3 separate regions of the Mus musculus genome follow, and regions 2 and 3 are each linked to region 1. A link is a loop called in an ENCODE intact Hi-C map of the cell type or tissue named here. Cell type or tissue: left cerebral cortex. All regions are shown on one strand. Links, peaks and the distances in the headings refer to the core of each region. The heading gives the core; the rest is flanking DNA.

What was found. A loop is a pair of places that touch in the nucleus more often than their neighbours do. Peaks named below come from ENCODE experiments on the same cell type or tissue, not always from the same donor. Only the 100,000 strongest peaks of a DNase experiment are listed, where the experiment ranks them.
Region 2: a loop joins it to region 1, with 2.2 times the contacts of the local background. A loop is called at or near these places in 2 of 42 quality-filtered maps.
Region 3: a loop joins it to region 1, with 2.6 times the contacts of the local background. A loop is called at or near these places in 11 of 42 quality-filtered maps.

What each region holds. Positions count from the first base shown.
Region 1 is chr8:125,566,654-125,572,167 of GRCm38, reverse strand. Sipa1l2 (signal-induced proliferation-associated 1 like 2) reads left to right here and starts at 2,305. Exons shown (of 22, transcript NM_001357372.1): 1 at 2,305-2,513. In left cerebral cortex, for the core only: CTCF peaks have their summits at 880 (motif pointing right), 3,133 and 4,345; DNase peaks (open chromatin) are centred at 3,139, 3,395, 3,613, 4,429 and 3 more places; H3K4me3 peaks cover 2,838 bases; H3K27ac peaks cover 2,185 bases.
Region 2 is chr8:125,382,714-125,388,227 of GRCm38, reverse strand. Gm30713 (a long non-coding RNA gene) reads right to left here and starts at 2,344. Exons shown (of 5, transcript XR_879356.2): 1 at 1,740-2,344; 2 at 1,451-1,593; 3 at 858-879; 4 at 279-417. In left cerebral cortex, for the core only: no CTCF peak of the experiment used is centred there; DNase peaks (open chromatin) are centred at 2,342 and 4,811.
Region 3 is chr8:125,445,715-125,451,228 of GRCm38, reverse strand. It overlaps Sipa1l2 (signal-induced proliferation-associated 1 like 2), which reads left to right. Exons shown (of 22, transcript NM_001357372.1): 13 at 796-896; 14 at 1,245-1,348; 15 at 3,337-3,722. Among named protein-coding and RNA genes, the nearest start is that of Gm30713, 63 kb to the right of the region's middle. In left cerebral cortex, for the core only: no CTCF peak of the experiment used is centred there; a DNase peak (open chromatin) is centred at 1,983.

The DNA of each region.
Region 1 (5,514 bases), core at 158-5,157:
ATTTGGTATAAAAAGAAAGGCTTTATCGGAAAGGCTGGAGTAAAAAGGGAAAGGAGGAAATAAAGGTGGCACCCTATATCTTCACTAAGTTAGCCACTGAACTTTAATGCTCTGTAAGTATCCTCGTAGGTCAAATCTTGGGGCTTGTTAAGGAAACCAAACTGGCTTTACTAAGCTAAAAGGTAAACAGATGCAAGCAGCAGGCAGATTGGCTGGTACCTCTTTGAACGATCTCTCTCTCTCAAGATTTATTTATTTAATGTATGAGTGTTCTATCTGCATGTACACCATCATGCCAGAGAGGGTATTAGATCCTATTACAGATGGTTGTGAGTCACCATGTGGTTGCTGGGAATTGAACTCAGGACCTTTGGAAGAGCAGCCAGTGCACTTAAGGCTGAGCCATCTCTCCAGCCCCTCTTTGAACTCTTAAGACTGATGTAGGGGGCTGGAGAGATAGTTCCGTGGTTAAGAGCACAGACTGCTCTTCCGAAAGTCCTGAGTTCAAGTCCCAGCAACCACATGGTGACTCACAACCATCTGTAACAGGATCTGGTGTCCTCTTTTGGTGTGTCTGAAGATAGCTACAGTGTACTTACATATAATAATAAATAAATCTTTAAAAAAAGACTGATGTAGGAATTACTTCATCAGAAGTTAAAAAAAAAAGTTTAGAATTGGAGAGCGAGAGTTCCTAGATTCTGTTTTCTTAAGAATTCCCAGGGTAATGAGGCCTTTGAAGGGCAGAGAGGGAGGCTCGCAGGACAGTAACAGGAGATGACGAACCTATGGTAGCTCACTCTAGCTTTCATTTGCTTGAGAGATTGCTTGAAGTCATGTATGTCCACAGCATGGCTGCAATGACCAGAGAAGCCAGAAGAGGGCCTCTGATCCTCTGAACCTGGAGTTACAGATGGTTGTAAGTTGCCACTGAGAGCCTGGTACAGAAGCCAGGTCCTTGGCAAAAGCAGAGAACGCCCTTAACTTCTGAGGAATCTGACTCACGCTGGCTTTTAGACAAGCTCCGTTGAATGCCTCATGGCTGGTATTTTTCTTGGAAACCCCAGCAATCTCCGTACCTTCGCCAAAAGAGGCATTTTATATTTGTTTCTGTAAGATACCTGAGCCCGCAGCCACGCCCTGCCTTCCTCTCTGGCGCTGTATTCCACAGTCTCTGCCCCGGTTTAATCTGCCCCCTCCCCCACCTCACCCCCAAGCACAGAGCAGGGTCTGGTAAAAAGTTTCCCAGAAAGCACTGCAGCACAGGACTTTTCTCAGACTTCATGTTTGTGGAATGCATACACAACTTCTGCAAACGGTAGGTATAGGGAGACCATCCAGAAAGACCTCAAAACCTGGAAATCTCAGGAGCATAATGTCATATACAGGTTGCTGGCATGTTTTACAAGGCCCATTCCTACGCATTACACCTGTATTTAAAATGATATATAAGAGATTGGACAATGTGCACGCAGAGAAATGCAGCTTGGGTGGGGACCCACTGTTTAAACTTCACCAGGATGTGTGCTCGTAGTAGGAAGCACTGCGACAGGGAAGGAGAGATAACATTATTAACATTATCTCTTCCAGGGAGGAGTTCAAAGTCCCAAACAAACCATTTCAGGACTCTGGGGACGTAAGGTGGAGCCAGCTCTGCCACCTGCTCCGGCCTTATTTACTCCTCCTGCCCGTGCATCTCAAAATAGAGCCCAACGCCGCTCTTCTGCAGCCGGCCGCAGGTGAGGCTCCCGGCGGTTGGGGGTAAAGGGGGTAGACAGGGCCGGAACACCGAGAGCAGGCGTGGGCCCGCTCGTGCATCGCTCCTGGCTCAGGTTCCCCGGCCCGCGCGACTACAGCTTGCACTTTTGCGTCAAGTCCGTCCCTCGGGCTTCGCCAGGCCGTGGTGACTCTCAAGGGTCCGGACATGGTGCGAGCATGTACGAATGAGAGTCCACACCCGGAGAGCACCGGTCGTTCCGAGGGCACCCGGGCTCGCGAGCACTCCGAAGCCGGCCGCCTGTCCCCGTAAGCCGAGGCCTCGCGCTCGCCGCGACCTGGAGAATCGCTCTCCGAGGACGCTCGCGCTCGCGCGCGCCCGACCGCGAGGGGCGAGTCTGGCCAGGAGGCGCGCCAATGGGCGTGGGCGGAGCGCTCGGGGCGGGGCCTGTCCGGTTGGCCAATGGGCGTGGGCGGAGCTTTAGGGGCGGGGACCGTCCGGCCACCGGCCAATGAGAGGGGGCGGCGCGCTCGGGGTGGGGTCTTTCGGGGCACCGGCCAATAGGCGGGGGCGGAGCGCGTGGGGGCGGTGCCGGGGCGGGCGGCGGCGGCGGGAGCCGGCTGCAGACGGAGCCGGGCGGCCGAGGACGCAGCGCGGCGCCTGGCGACAGCTCGAGCCGCGGGCGCAACGGCCGCGCGGGGAGCGCGCCCATGGGTAGCGCGGGACGGCGGCGGGCGGCGAGGCCCTGGCTTCTGCGCGCCGGCCCTGGCGGGGTCCAGAGGACCGCGGCTCCGAGGTGCGTGCCGGGGGGTGCGGGGTGCAGGGCGCAGGGACCGGACCTGCCCGGCTGCGCGCAACTTGCGGGCCGCTCCCCCGGGACTCCCGCTCCTTTGTACGCGCGGGCTCGCGTCTCCGCGGGTGAGGACCGCGGTCGGGAAGCGACCGGCAGCGCCGGCACATTCATTTGAGCCTGGTCGCAGAATCCCGAGAATCAATTTCGGCTCGTCTCCCGGAGAGCGAAAGCCGAGGACAACTTGGCGTCACCCCTTGGGGAGACGTTTGTCGTCATTAACCATCTTCGGCTACATTAATTCAGTCCGGGCCAACGTCAGCACGGGCGAACGGACAGCAAGTGCGTCCTCACGAATTGGGGCTGGGCGATACCTGATTTTGGTCAAAACAGGTCTTAGGCGCTTCGGGTTCTGCTTGGAGTTGCCTCGGTCTGCGCAAGGATGGCTTTGAGAAAGAAGGCCAAACAGCGAGGGGGAAAGGCAGAATGCAGAACACCCCAAAACCCAAGTCATCCGCAGAAAACGGGGCGTCTTGGTTATTCTCATTGGTTTTCCCCAGTAACTTCAAAATAGTCCCAGAAATGTTCCTTTTGTCTGCGGTTTCACTTCTAAACTTTAACACTAGATGGCTTTCTTATGACAGGCATTTTAGTCCGCTGCCCGCTTGAGTTTCCTGCGTCTGCAGTCTAGGCTGGGATTTATTTATTTATTTAACGTCTTACAAATTGGAATGAAAGGAAGAAACTATCCCAAACTGCTGCTTTATTTGAAACATAGTACTCCCCTGTAAGGCTTAAACTGGTTATTATATTTCTTTTTTCAAATATGGAAAGTGGGCTTTGATCTCTAGCGACCAGAGGTGACTACGAATGAGCGAGCTGCTTGTTACTGGGCTCTGCATCGCGGAGGTCTTGATGTCTTTGGAGAATGTGGAGTTCTTGGGTGGGTTTGGTGATAAGAGCTGCATAGATTTCGACATGCTGTTTATGGCTAGCTGGAGCGGTTTCCGGAACAGGCAGCAATGGGATCTATTGCAGGGGGTGGAGGGTGGTTGGGAGGGGGGAAGAATAGTCTATCTTCAGTTTTGGGCGCGTGTGAGGCTGTTCATGCCTAAGGGTTGACCGGCAGCATTTGAGGAAGATCTGTAGCTGAGTGCGTCTGCCTGAGTCATACTGAGGGTTGTGTCACGGACCTCTGCGTTTCCTTCTCCCCTGGTGAGATCTGGCTTGTCTCTTCCCAGCACGGCTTTTTAATGACTAGTACAGTCTAGTCATTAAACTAGTGCCTCTAGTTAACCGATCAGTGGCCACAGCAGATTCTTACATTCTGGGTTAAGTACTTTTTTTTTTCAGGGGGTCGGATTTGGGAATTAAACCTATAGGCTTGGGTATGATAGACAAGCACCCTACCACAAAGCTACATTCCCAGCCTCATTTATTGTTATTTCAAAACAGTGAGCCATTTACTATTATTTTGAAAGAGGCTCACTAAGCTGCCTAGGCTGACCTCACGCTATAGCTCAAACAGACTTTGAACTTGTGGTCCCCTGCCTCATGATTGGCTTGGATGACAGGTGTGCTCTGCTCCACCCCAATTCATTTTCCTTACTTTTGTTCTACAAGTAAAACATCACAGGTAGCCCAAGTCTTGCCCTGGTGGTAGGCAGGCTTATTAGCTGAAGAAATTGAAATTTGGCTTTATAGTTATTTCTTGTGGTTTGGCTGGCTTAAATTATAACGTTAAATTTGTATGTTCTAAATTAAAGTGTATTCATAAATAGCTAAAGGGGGGGGACCCCAACTGGGTAAATGTCTGGGGAACATAGCAAACAGGAAGGGCTTCCCTCAGTACCCACGTGCTACCTATAGATGGGGTGAGGTGAACTTGCATAAGAAGCCCTGTAGACATTTCCTCCGGAGGATGGAGAGAGCACAACACAGCATCCAGTTAGGAGGTGGAGGTGGAGCTTCTGCCTGGGAGTGCGGCTGAGAATTGCACTGTCTGGCTTAAGTGTATAGTTTTTAGAGCATGATTTTGTTATTGTAAAATATTAGGCTCTCGCCAAGAGCGTTTGCTTTAGCGCTGTAACTTCTAGCTTCGTTAGTGGGATCATCATCTTGGTCAAAGCTATGGAGTATACATTTGGAAGGTGCAACCCCTCTCCCCGTATGATAATGCATGGGCTCTTTGATACCTGAGCTTAGTCACTTTTCCAGAGTTTGGGGAATCCTCTTCACCTGAGATAAAAGGGACAGTTGGTTGGATACACTTGAAGATCTATTTCTGAAACAGGTGTTAGTACAAATCATTATTATCTGGTAATTGAAGCTGGCTTGACAAGGCCGTGCACAGGCCTCCCAACTGTGCTTCTGTTTACATGGACCTGCTTCTCACCCTTGGCTCCACCAGTACTTGTTAACCCCAGCTTTAGAGAACCTTGGCTTGTCTTTAAACTTCTGACCTCAATGTGGAGGTAGTTTTAGATATGTGTCTTTACAAAGACACCGTGAGTCCTAAGAGAACATGGACTGACCATACTTGTTTACTTAAGTAAAATATGAAGTCAAGCCTTGTAGACTACAAAAACCCGAGGTCTAGATTCTCTTCCTGAACCTACACAAGTGCTTCTTTTTCGGGTGAGAAGAAGGGGTAGGAACCTCAAGGGGCAGTCTCTAGTCCCAGGTGAGTTTGGATAAAGTATAAACCTTTTGGCTCCAAAAATATTGGTTTCTGTCTCTCTGTCACTGTCTCTGTCACTCTCTTCATTTCATTTTTTATTATTTAGAGTGAGTGTGTGTGTCCGTCTGTGTGTGTGGCATGGTGTGTGTGTAGGTCAGAGGGCAACGTGTAGAAGTCGATTCTCCTCTCATCACATGCGCTTTTGGGTCTGAACTCAGGGTTGGCAGCAAGTGCCTTTACCTACTGAGCCATCTTGCCAGCCCCCTTTGTTTCTTTATTGTTTAAAAATGCATGTATTAGAGCAATAAAAATGTCTGTTTGGCCAGA
Region 2 (5,514 bases), core at 108-5,107, 180 kb after region 1:
AAGCTGAGCAAGTCAGGGGAAGCAAGCCAGTTAAGTAAAATCCCTCCATGGCCTCTGCATCAGCTCTTGTTTTCTGACTTGCTTGAGTTCCAGTCCTGACTTCCTTTAGTGATGAACAGCAATGTGAAATTGTAAGCTGAATAAACCCTTTCCTCCCCAACTTGCTTCTTGGTCATGATAGAAACCCTGACTAAGACAAATGGGCAAAGCAAACTAGAGCATGCAGATGGTGTAGAGGAAGACCTGTGTAAATATGGCTGTAGTCTTCAAGACTATACCTGGAGCTGGGACATGGCTTAAGATGCAAAGCGCTTGCCACGCAAACATGAGGGTCCAAATTCACACAAACAGCCAGGCACTGTAACACTGCAGAGTGTTACTGGAGACAGGAGCAAGGTTCATGATCAGTGAGAAACTCTGCCTCAAGGAAATAAGGTGACGAGTGATTGAGGAAGACATGGATTGTCAACCCCTGGCCTCCATATGCATACACACACCCACATTCTCTCATATACACACTTACACACACAGACACTCACACGTGCACACACTAACACACATACAAATTCTCAAGCACTCACATACAGGCACATATTACACACATACATGCACACGCATATACATTCTCACACACACACATACATACACATTCACACACATACACATTATCACACAAAGACACGCACACACATAATCACACACACTCGGACACATACACTCACACTCATACACACTCACACACATACACATGTGTCCAAGGACAACTTTCACAAAATCGAATCCTATTCTCAACCATCTACACTTATCTGCTTCCAGATTCTATTTTTGAAGTGTGCACAGCATTACCCCCGAAGTACCAATAGGTTAAGCTCTCGTCTCCTGAGTGTGGGAGAAAGTACAGGGGAGAATGTTTCAGGCACACCCCAATGAACAACCCATGCTCCCACCAGTGCCCACTGGCTTCTCATTTCTCTCTCCCCAGGCACCTGGCTGGGAGGGAGGAGCAAACTGGAGCCAAGAAGGCAAAAGCACAACAGAACCCCTTCCAGGGGACGGGGTGGGGGGATGGGGGGTGGGGGTGGAGGCAGACACATCCTCAGGGGCAGACAGGACCTCTGCTGAACTTCTGCTAACTGGTTGCAGAGTTTGATCTGTGGGATTTGTTTTGCCCATTTCTCTTGCCCTGCCCCACCCCACCCTACCCCACCCCTACCAAAAAACAGACAGGGCACAGGTACCTCGGGACTGAGAGTATAAGCTGAGTGTTCTCTACACTTGACAGGGGCACCACCACTCCTCATCTGTGTCCTTCCAGCCTAACTCAAGGACAATGTTACACAGGAGCTACTGCTAACCGGGGCTTCCCGTGGGGTTAGTCGCCACTTCCCATTCCCAGTTCACAACACAGACAGTCATCACAGGCTGTGACATGCCATAGTCATGTGCTAACCTTAATCTTAAGTGTCAACTTAATTGGATTTGGAATCTCCATGGAAGCATGGTGTGTCTGTGAAGTTTTCAGTGAGGTTAAACGGAGGAGGAAAGACCCACCCTGAATGTGGGAAGCACTGTCCCACAAGCTGGGGTCCTAGACTAAATAAAAAAGAGAAAGCAAGTTGAGTACCAACATATTCTCTCTCATTCATCCCCTCTCTCCTTCTCTTCTCCCCACTCCGCTCTTCCCCCCTCCCTCTCTCCACCCCACCTCTGCTCCTCACCCCAGCTCCAGATTACTGTACCATAGTTTTTTTTTCTTTTTCTTGCAAGATTGTGCCTCTTCTGGCTACACTAGAAGCCCCTCCTAGACACAGGGGTGTTTCAGTATAGAGGGGGAAAGAGGGGAGAGGGAGGGAGGGAGAGGGGGAGAGAGAGAGAGAGAGAGAGAGAGAGAGAGAGCAAGCAGCCTTTGCAGAGAAGAGATATTTATAACCCAAGAACTCCCTTTTGGGGACCCCTATGCCCCCAAAAGAACTCCAGGCAGCAGGCTCATCTGTTCAGGCGTTTATAATAGAATGTAGCGCTTTGATTAGTTCTAGAATGGTCTGATTGTTCCCAGCGACACGAACATCTTGGTAAATATCATAGCCGATGTAGAAAGCACAAACGCCACAGTGTGTGTACCCAGGGACTTTGTGAGGTCAGCATAGGTCCCTGCCAATTCAGAGGACCAGGACAAGCCATGTGTTCTGATAAAGCACGAGAGCCATGTCAGTGGGACTGGGCCTTCTTCCTCTGGCCTTCCTTCTCTGGAGCAGGCACCTCCCTTGTATGGAGTCTGTTCAGTCCCTTGCCTGTGGGTGGAGGTGCCAATCATGCTCCTCCCACCCCTGCCTGCTGGGGAGCAGGGACCTCCCACAGCATCTGCTAAACAGTTGGCCAAATCTCTCAGCCCCTCCTTCTGCCACGGGCTGGCTGGGCCAGGGCTTTGCCCCAACTGAGCGCCTGTAATGTGTGTGCTGACTTGCAGAGGCAAGCTCTAGGAGACCAATGGGAAATAGCCAGAAAGGAAAGGGGGTAAAAGAGGACTGTCTGTCATGGTGCAGAAACTGGGAGTTGTGAAATACAAAGGGGACAGGAGGGCTGGGAGAAGCATGTGCCAAGGATCTTTGGTCATAACTGTGCCAACTGTGTGGGAGCAGAGAGAGCAGGCAGGAGTTGGGGGAGGAGCTGCCCATAGAGAGACCGTGTTAGTAATGATAGGAGGGCATACACACAAAGTGCTATTAGAGAGTCTGCACCCGACCATGGCAAACAGACCCCTCATGAGCTTCCTTATAGAGAGCAACAGAAAGGAAAGTGGAAGTCCAAACCATGTCCCCCAATGGGCACCGAGGATGCCAAGGAAGCCATGGTGGGTTTCAGGGACTGGCAGGAAACTAGGGCACCCAGCACAGACATGGAGAAGGAAGGCCAAGGAAGGGGCAGGTGTCCTGCTAGCCTACAAGTTCCTTAGAGCCAACTCCTAAGTCCTAGGCAAACTGAAAGCCGTGTCTGAGAAGAACTTGAAGGCAAGACGTAGTACTCAGAAGGCTTCTCAACTCTGAGGATAGAGCTGTACCCACTCAGCATGCATGAAGGTGTGGGCCAAGAAGACATGTGTTCTCCATGCCCATGGCCATAGTGGTGACCCTGGAGCCCAGAGCCTAGTGTTGGCTCATTAGACCACACAGAGCCAGTTAAATCAAACCAATGGACCTCCATCCAGGGCCCTGACATTCATGACACGCCCAAGATTAGGTCTAGGAGCTATGCAGGTTCATAAGGCTACCGGGCATGTCATCTGCCACCAGCTGCCAGACAGGAGCAGGCCTGCTGTCCTTTTCTAACAAGAACAGCCTGACTTATCTTGCATAAGGCCTGATTGGGCAGAGGGCAGGGTTTTAATGCCCTTCTGTGGGCACGGCAAGCACATTGGAAGCAAAGCCCTTCTCTGGTTCATCTTGGCTCAAGATCAAAGTGAAACATCAATCTTTCTACCTCACCCTCCAAGGCCTGAGGTCCAAGGCTGTTGCTCATCCTCTCTTCGGTAGTTGGAGTCCTGAGTCCTAACAACAAGCCCTGGTGGACAAACATGTCTGTGGCATCAAGCAAAGAGTGAGTAGCAGGGGGGAGGGCTGACATCAAAGGTCCTCCCCAGAACTTTGCAAGGCAAAGAGGAAAGAAGATGGATCCATCAGACCTCAGGCAGATGTCAGGAACATGAGAGATCTGCCTGGTCTCCATGCCAGGTCTCTATGCCTGATATCCATGTTAGGTCTGCATGTCAGGTCTGCATGTCAGGTCTCCATGCCTGGTCTGCATGTATGGTCTCCATGTCATGTTTGCATGTCAGGTCTGCATGTCTGGCCTGCATGTCCGGACTCCATGCCAGGTCTGCATGCCTGGTCTCCATGTCTTGTCTCCATGCCAGGTCTGCATGTCAGGTCTCCATGCCTGGTCTCCATGTCTTGTCTCCATGCCAGGTCTGCATGTCAGGTCTCCATGCCTGGTCTCCATGACAGGGTTGTATGCACGGTCTGGATGCCAGGTCTCCATGTCTGGTCTCCATGCCTGATCTGCATGCCAGTTCTCCATGCCAGGTCTGCATGTCAGGTCTCCATGTCTGGTCTCCATGCCTGATCTGCATGCCTGGTCTCCATGTCAGGTCTCCATGTCTGGTCTCTATGTCTGGTCTCCATGTCTGGTCTCCATGCCAGGCCTCCATGACTGGTTTGCATACCTGGCCTCCATGCCTGGTCTCCATGTCAGGTCTCCATGTCTGGTCTCTATGTCTGGTCTCCATGTCAGGTCTCCATGTCTGGTCTCCATGTCTGGTCTCCATGCCAGGTCTCCATGCCAGGCCTCCATGACTGGTTTGCATACCTGGCCTCCATGCCTAGTCTCCAGACCAGGTCTCTATGACTGGTTTGCATGCCTGGTCTCCATGCCTAGTCTCCAGACCAGGTCTCTATGACTGGTTTGCATGCCTGGTCTCCATGCCTAGTCTCCAGACCAGGTCAGTCTTTGCTTTGTTTGACTTGGGTTGAGATTTCTGTTGCAAGGTCTTGAAGATCTCGTGAAGAATCTTCCCACTGTCCCCCAAAGCTCTGTAACGTTAGCCTCCTCATCCTCTCTCAACAGCCCAGGTGACAGCATTTTATTTGTTTATTTATTTTGAGCTGTGTGAACCTCAGCAGGCACACGTGCAAATATGTCAGGCTTCGTACATCATTTGCATCTCAATGTCCCAAAGCTACAATCATCCAGCCTTGTGTGAAAAAAATAAGAATTTGCAGAAATCTGGGCTCATTCTAAACCCTGATGAATTTCACCTAACTACAGAGGTTTCCTGATGAGGCTTTAGAGAAAACCTGCTGGAATCCATTCAACTCTGAGAAGATGCCGGAAGGGAAGGCAACGAAATGCTGACATTCTCCTTAGCCATAGTTTAGGAATTACAAGAGGTGCCCCTCACGCACAGCAATTCTCTCTGCTTTAGGTGATTTTTATCTTTGCTGTGCACACTCACCCTTTCGGTGTCCACTGTGTGGGATGTGGGCTTGGAACATTCTAGAGAATTCGGTGAGTGAACACCAGGTCCATTCCTGAAGATCCATTCTGCTCCTGAAAATACTGCAACTCATCTAAGAGGCAAGTCTCTTCCCTGAGAATGAGGGAAGCTCAGGGGGAGCTGGGCACTGGGTCTCCTAACCTCAGATGCCTTAGCTCCTGCCATCTGCAGTGACCCCTGCAAACTTCCATACCATTCCCATCTCCTTAAGCACCAAATGCAGCTGTGGGACAGAAGAAAAAGCTGGGCACTGCTATAAGATGTGGGGGCAGTGTGGCGGGAGAGGGGGACACGGTGATTGCCAGTGGGACAGTGTGATGGACAGTAGGGCAGTGTGAAGGACAGTGGGCAGTGTGATGGACAGTGGGGCAGTGTCATGGACAGTGGGGCAGTGTGAAGGACAGTGGGACAGTGTGAAGGACAGTGGGACAGTGTGAAGGACAGTGGGGCAGTGTGATGGACAG
Region 3 (5,514 bases), core at 108-5,107, 120 kb after region 1:
GCTGGGCCCTTTTGTGGACAAAACACAGTCATCCATGGAGGCCTCAGCTGGCATGGACAGAAAACGCCTGTCCATGGAAGAGCATGGCAATCATGGCACTGTCTTCAGGTGCAGAGCAGAACTCCAGGCCAGGCATTCTGCTGTCCAATTTGGATACCATGCTTTTCATCTCACATGGCAGACAGAATTCTTCACAGCTAAATAGCAAATCCCTTTTCTAAGTGAAGCCATGGCTAAGCAAGGAGAGCAGAGCCTCGATTTGTTCTTATATAAATGGGAAGCCTTGTGTAGTCTCAGACCCACGGTGGACTCAGCTCATGGCATTACACGGCAGCACAAGCACATTGCCTTCACTTCCTTCATTTCTAAGATTATGTTTTCCTTTTTCCAGTTCCCGTATCACACAGGCCATCAGGGCAGAGTCTAGACTGAATCAGGTTTTCTTTTCTTTACATGCACTAGTGTTCAGATGTATCAGTGCCATGCGCTTTAGTCAAAAGTAAGGCCGATCATGTGCTCCACCAGAGCTGGAGGACTTGCGGCCTTGACGCTGGTGGTGCGTGTTTATCTGTTGAAGCTTGCTGTGTGTCAGACCTGGTGAAACAGCATCCTTTTCCCTGGAGAGATCGACCAGGATACTGTGTTTCCACAGTCAGGGGACTGTTTCCTAGGACAGCATCAGCCCTGGAATGGTGGTAGCCTCTGTAGGAAACCTCAGCCATCTCATACCTGATCCGTCCTGTCCTCTGCTAGCTGGCGGTGTCAGAAAAGAATAGCCGGACTCCCTCTTTGCAGGTGCCCATCACCCCTCCTGCTGGAGCACCAGGGCCCAGGCTCTGTGGAGTGCGATGGAACCGGGGAGCAGGAGGACCTCTTGGAGGGAGGCAGGCTTCCAGGTAACACAGCCCTGGGGACCGGGCCTCCAGGGCCCCCCTTGACCTGTACTTTCTCCCTGTCTCCACTCATTCACTTGGACAACCATAGTTGATGAGTTTCTCTGTGAGCCATGTGAGGTGCCTGTGGGTGGCTGGCTGGTTCTGGGGTAGCTATGATTATAGCATGGCTTCAGATAACTGGTTATAATGCCTGGAGAAATCTGTCCCTCTGTGTGGGGACTCTGCTGCCTCCCGTGTGCTTGCTGATAACCTGGGAAGTCATAGTAAAGTTTCAAACCATCAGAACCCTGTCTTCCTCCCTCTTGCTAACACTGGAAATTGTGTGCTCAACTCTCTTTAATGTCACAGAAACCAAATGGCATGGCCCACCTTCCAAGGTCCTGAGCTCCTATAAGGAAAGAGTGCTGCAGAAAGACGGAAGCTGCAAAGAGTCCCCCAATAAGCTATCTCATGTAAGTCCTCTATCTACGACCGATCGCACCTGTAGCAGGATTGATGTGTGTCAGCATATAGAGGGTGGCACAGCACACCTGTCCATGGTGCTCTAGAACATGGGATGCATCTCAGTACCCAGTAGGACTACATATGGTGTTTCCATGCTTGAGAGTGTGGGGTACAGCCCAGCACACAGTATGGCAGCATGTGCCCACATGTGGTGTTCAGTGCTGTGTGGGGTTCAGCCCAGTTCAGAGTAGGGCAGGGAGTGATTGAGAACATAAACACATTCCAGCACACAGCAGGTGGCACACCTGTGGCAGGGATCAGACACGTGTTATTTTCCACAAAGGACACTCATAAAAGAGGATAAAAAGAGAAGGGAAATGGGTAAGTTTTGTTTATTTTCTCAGTTCATGAAGGACCACGGAAAGACTACAGCAGATTCCTGCTAAAGCCAACATGCACGTCACCCTGCCAACCTCGCTGTTCACGGTGATAGTGATGAGATCCTGCCCCCAGGGTTAGCTGGTCAACCATTTAGCTACTTAGTGGGACAGTGCAGTAGTGGAAACAGAAACAGTCCCTCTCGCCAGAGGAGCTGCAGCAACGTCCCTCTGCTGATGTCACTGAGATGTCCGTAACCATAGCAGCCCAGCAGCCTGCTGAGAGTCCACTGACAGCAGGTTCCTTGTTAATCCCACAGACCAGCTTATCTATACCATAAAATGAGGGGAGTCCTGTAGGAGAAGCAGCTTTCAATGAGACTCCTTACAAAGGAGCTGCAGTTGGGTGGTTTGAAAATGTGCAGGTGAAAGAAACTTACAAACTCCTGGGCAACACTCTTCCCTCCCCTTGGCACATCAGTGAGCTTTGCAGTTCCCCTAACTGCGCACAGCCATTCTTCCTGCAGCCACAGCCCTGACCTGGCCTGAGCCACTTCCTGAGTCCACTCACATCTGCGTCTACAGACGTCCAGAGTAGTTCTGTAGAGGAAGACAGGCTGTGGAGGGGCCAGGTTGAAACCAGAGAAGCCAGGATTTGCATAAAGGTGCAGGAGGATGGAGAAAAAAAGAGAGATGGCCAAGCCCCTAGGAAATGGCCTGGACAGGAGCATTGTCCCGGCTCCAAAGCCCTGGTCCTACTGGTTCTCGAACTGGGACAGCTGAGTCGGTCTGGGCACAGTGACAGAGAGGATCTCTTCTGTCTTGGCATTGGTCTTCCCTACAGCATGGGTGATTTTCAGACAGTTAGTCTGGAATCTTCCTCTTGGGACTTCACTTGGCTTTAGCTCCCTGAGAGCCTGCGTGCTTCTTTGCAGGGCACTTCACAGTTGCAGAGTCCTTCTCTGCACAGGAGGCATGTGGCACTATGACCTCAGAAAGCACCCAGGGACTAACTGGACGTTTTACCATTATGACTCAGACCTGGGTCTCCTTCACCAAACTTGGAGTCTTTAAGAGAAATGCTATACTGACTGTAAATGGCAGGAAGTTTATAAATGTAAACTGATCTCCTCCTCTGCCTGAGTTTTATATCCTTCTCCATCTATATAATCCTTGTCAGTGACATTTGTGTGTTATACACCAGTGATTGACTAAAGACAGGATGCTAAGCTCCTGTCAGTGATGGAGGAAGCAAGAGGCAGGACCTCTGCATGAGACCAGGCAGAAGCAGACAGATCCCTGGGACTTACCAGCTGGAAGTTAAAAGTCAAAGATACTGACTCCAAAAGGAAATAGACTGGTACCCAAAGGAGCAAAGCACGCACACACACACACACACACACACACACACACATACACACACACACACACACACAAACATCGACACACATGTGTATACACACACACAAAACTAGGATATTGAGAAAATCCATTTCTATATCTATTGCTGACTTAGGGAGCACATAAAATTCAACCCAAGCCTTGGCTATAGCCTAATGTTTGGGGTGATCAGTATATGGGGGTTTACCCAAAGGCCGTCTGTCTATCCTCTTCTCCAGATTGGGGATAAGAGCTGCTCCAGCCACTCCAGCAGCAACACTCTGTCTAGTAACACCTCCAGCAACAGTGATGACAAGCACTTTGGGTCAGGGGACCTGATGGACCCCGAGCTGCTGGGACTGACCTACATCAAAGGCGCGTCCACCGACAGCGGCATCGACACCACGCCGTGCATGCCAGCCACCATCCTTGGCCCAGTGCATCTGACAGGCAGCAGGTCCCTGATGCACAGCCGGGCTGAGCAGTGGGCAGATGCTGCTGATGTCTCGGTAGCTGACGATGACCCTGCCAAGATGTATGCCCTGCATGGCTATGCCTCTGCCATCTCCAGCAGCGCTGCTGACGGTAGCATGGGTGACCTCAGTGAGGTCTCCTCCCACTCCAGGTAAGCCAGCATACGCCAAACTGCACCTGCAGTATGGGTGGGGCCTGAGGCTGTCACTGCTAACTGCCCAGCCATCTGATCCCACAGAGAGTGCTCATCTCCTGAACTCTGCTATTGAGTTGTGTGTCTCTTGCCTCCCCTCTCAGCCTGTGACCCTGATATCTTTTGATAGAGAGCTGCAAACCAGTTAATCTTCAGTGTCTGTCAGCCATGTCCACCCTGCAGGCCACCTGTGTCCCAGGTTATCTGTGAATGCATTGTGACTCACTTATATATGAAGTATCTCACCATTCCTGTCAGAAACCGTTGTAGACCCTGGAGGAGGGAAGGCACAGCAGCAGCTCCTTGTTGGGGACTCACCTCACTCCCTTATGTAAGCTTGTGAACACCATCACACTATCTCTGTCCCTGAAGCCTGATGGCAGGCCATGTACTGCAGGAATTTGGTTTGGGGTCTGTGCATGAACATGTGCACATAGTAAATTGCCCACAGAGACCAGAAAAGGAGTTGGACCCTCTTGAGTTAGAGTTATAGGCAGTTGTCATTCATCCAGTGTGGGTGCTGGAACCAAACTTGAGTCTTCTGGAAGAGCAGTAATCACTCCTGAATGCTGAACTGTCTTCCCAGCCCCCAGTTGGGATTTTTAAGTAAGTGTCTGACTAAGCCTGATGGTGCAGGCCTATAATCCCATCTACTCAGAGGCTAATCAAGGCTGCCTGGGGCATATTCCACTTAAAGGTCAGCTTGGGCGTGTTAGTGAGACCTGTCTCAAAATTAATTGATTTGTTTATGAAGTATCTCGAGGCTGTGGTGTATGCAGCCCCCCAGTGTTGGGGGTAAAGAGGAGCTAAATATAAGGGGATTTTATCCTAAATATAGATACAGAATACATGTCTGCGCATGGTTTTGTACTCTGGCTTGACAGCTGTCTATCTATATGCTGGTTTAAAAGCTGATAATTTCAGGTTTCTGGGTTCTCTTTGCGAGACTCAGAGAAGAGGCTCGTGTGTCAGTGTGTCTCAGTGTGTCTCATCAGGGGGTGTGGCTTCTGCTCACCTTTGCTCCCTGTCCCTGGTGCTGTCCTTCCAGGGCTTTGGGTCACTCTCCAGCTTTTCAGAGCTTCCAGTCACAGAGCATAGATGGACAAACCACAGTGGAACAGTCCTGTGGGACCTAGAACTCTGAAAGGCCTGTCCCCAAGGGGTGGTGCATGCCGGCCCCTGGTTTCTGGTGACAGGCCTCTGCTCCTGAGCAGTGGACACCAGAGAGACCTGGAGCCCCCCTCTGCCCTTTCTTGGATATCACTGAAGAACAGTGCCCGCCATGAGTGCTGGGTATGACCAGTAAGGTCGACCTACGTCCTCGTAGGACATACAACCAAGGGGTCACTCTCTGTGCCACTTTAACTCATGGAACCCAGGCAGGCCAAGTGACATTGCCCCACACCGGGTGCCCTGTCTTTATTTCCCTTGTGGCTAAAACTTATTGTCATTTGCTGGCTGTGTTCATGGCTATCTCCTGGTGAGAAGGAGTTCTTCTCTAATGTCTACAGAAGGCACAGGTCTCCCCTGAGAGGTCCCTATACTGGTTAGGAAAGAAGGGTTGATTTTGGTTTGTGATTTGAGGGATATAGTCTGTCGTGGCGGGGAGGACTTTGGAAGGAAAAGGTCACGTGGTGTCTGCAGTCAGGAAGCAGAGATGAACGCTGGTGCTCAGCCCAGTGTCTCCTCTTTATTCAGTCCAGGACCCAGTGTGTGGGATGCTGCTGGCCACATTTAGGGTGGGTTTTCA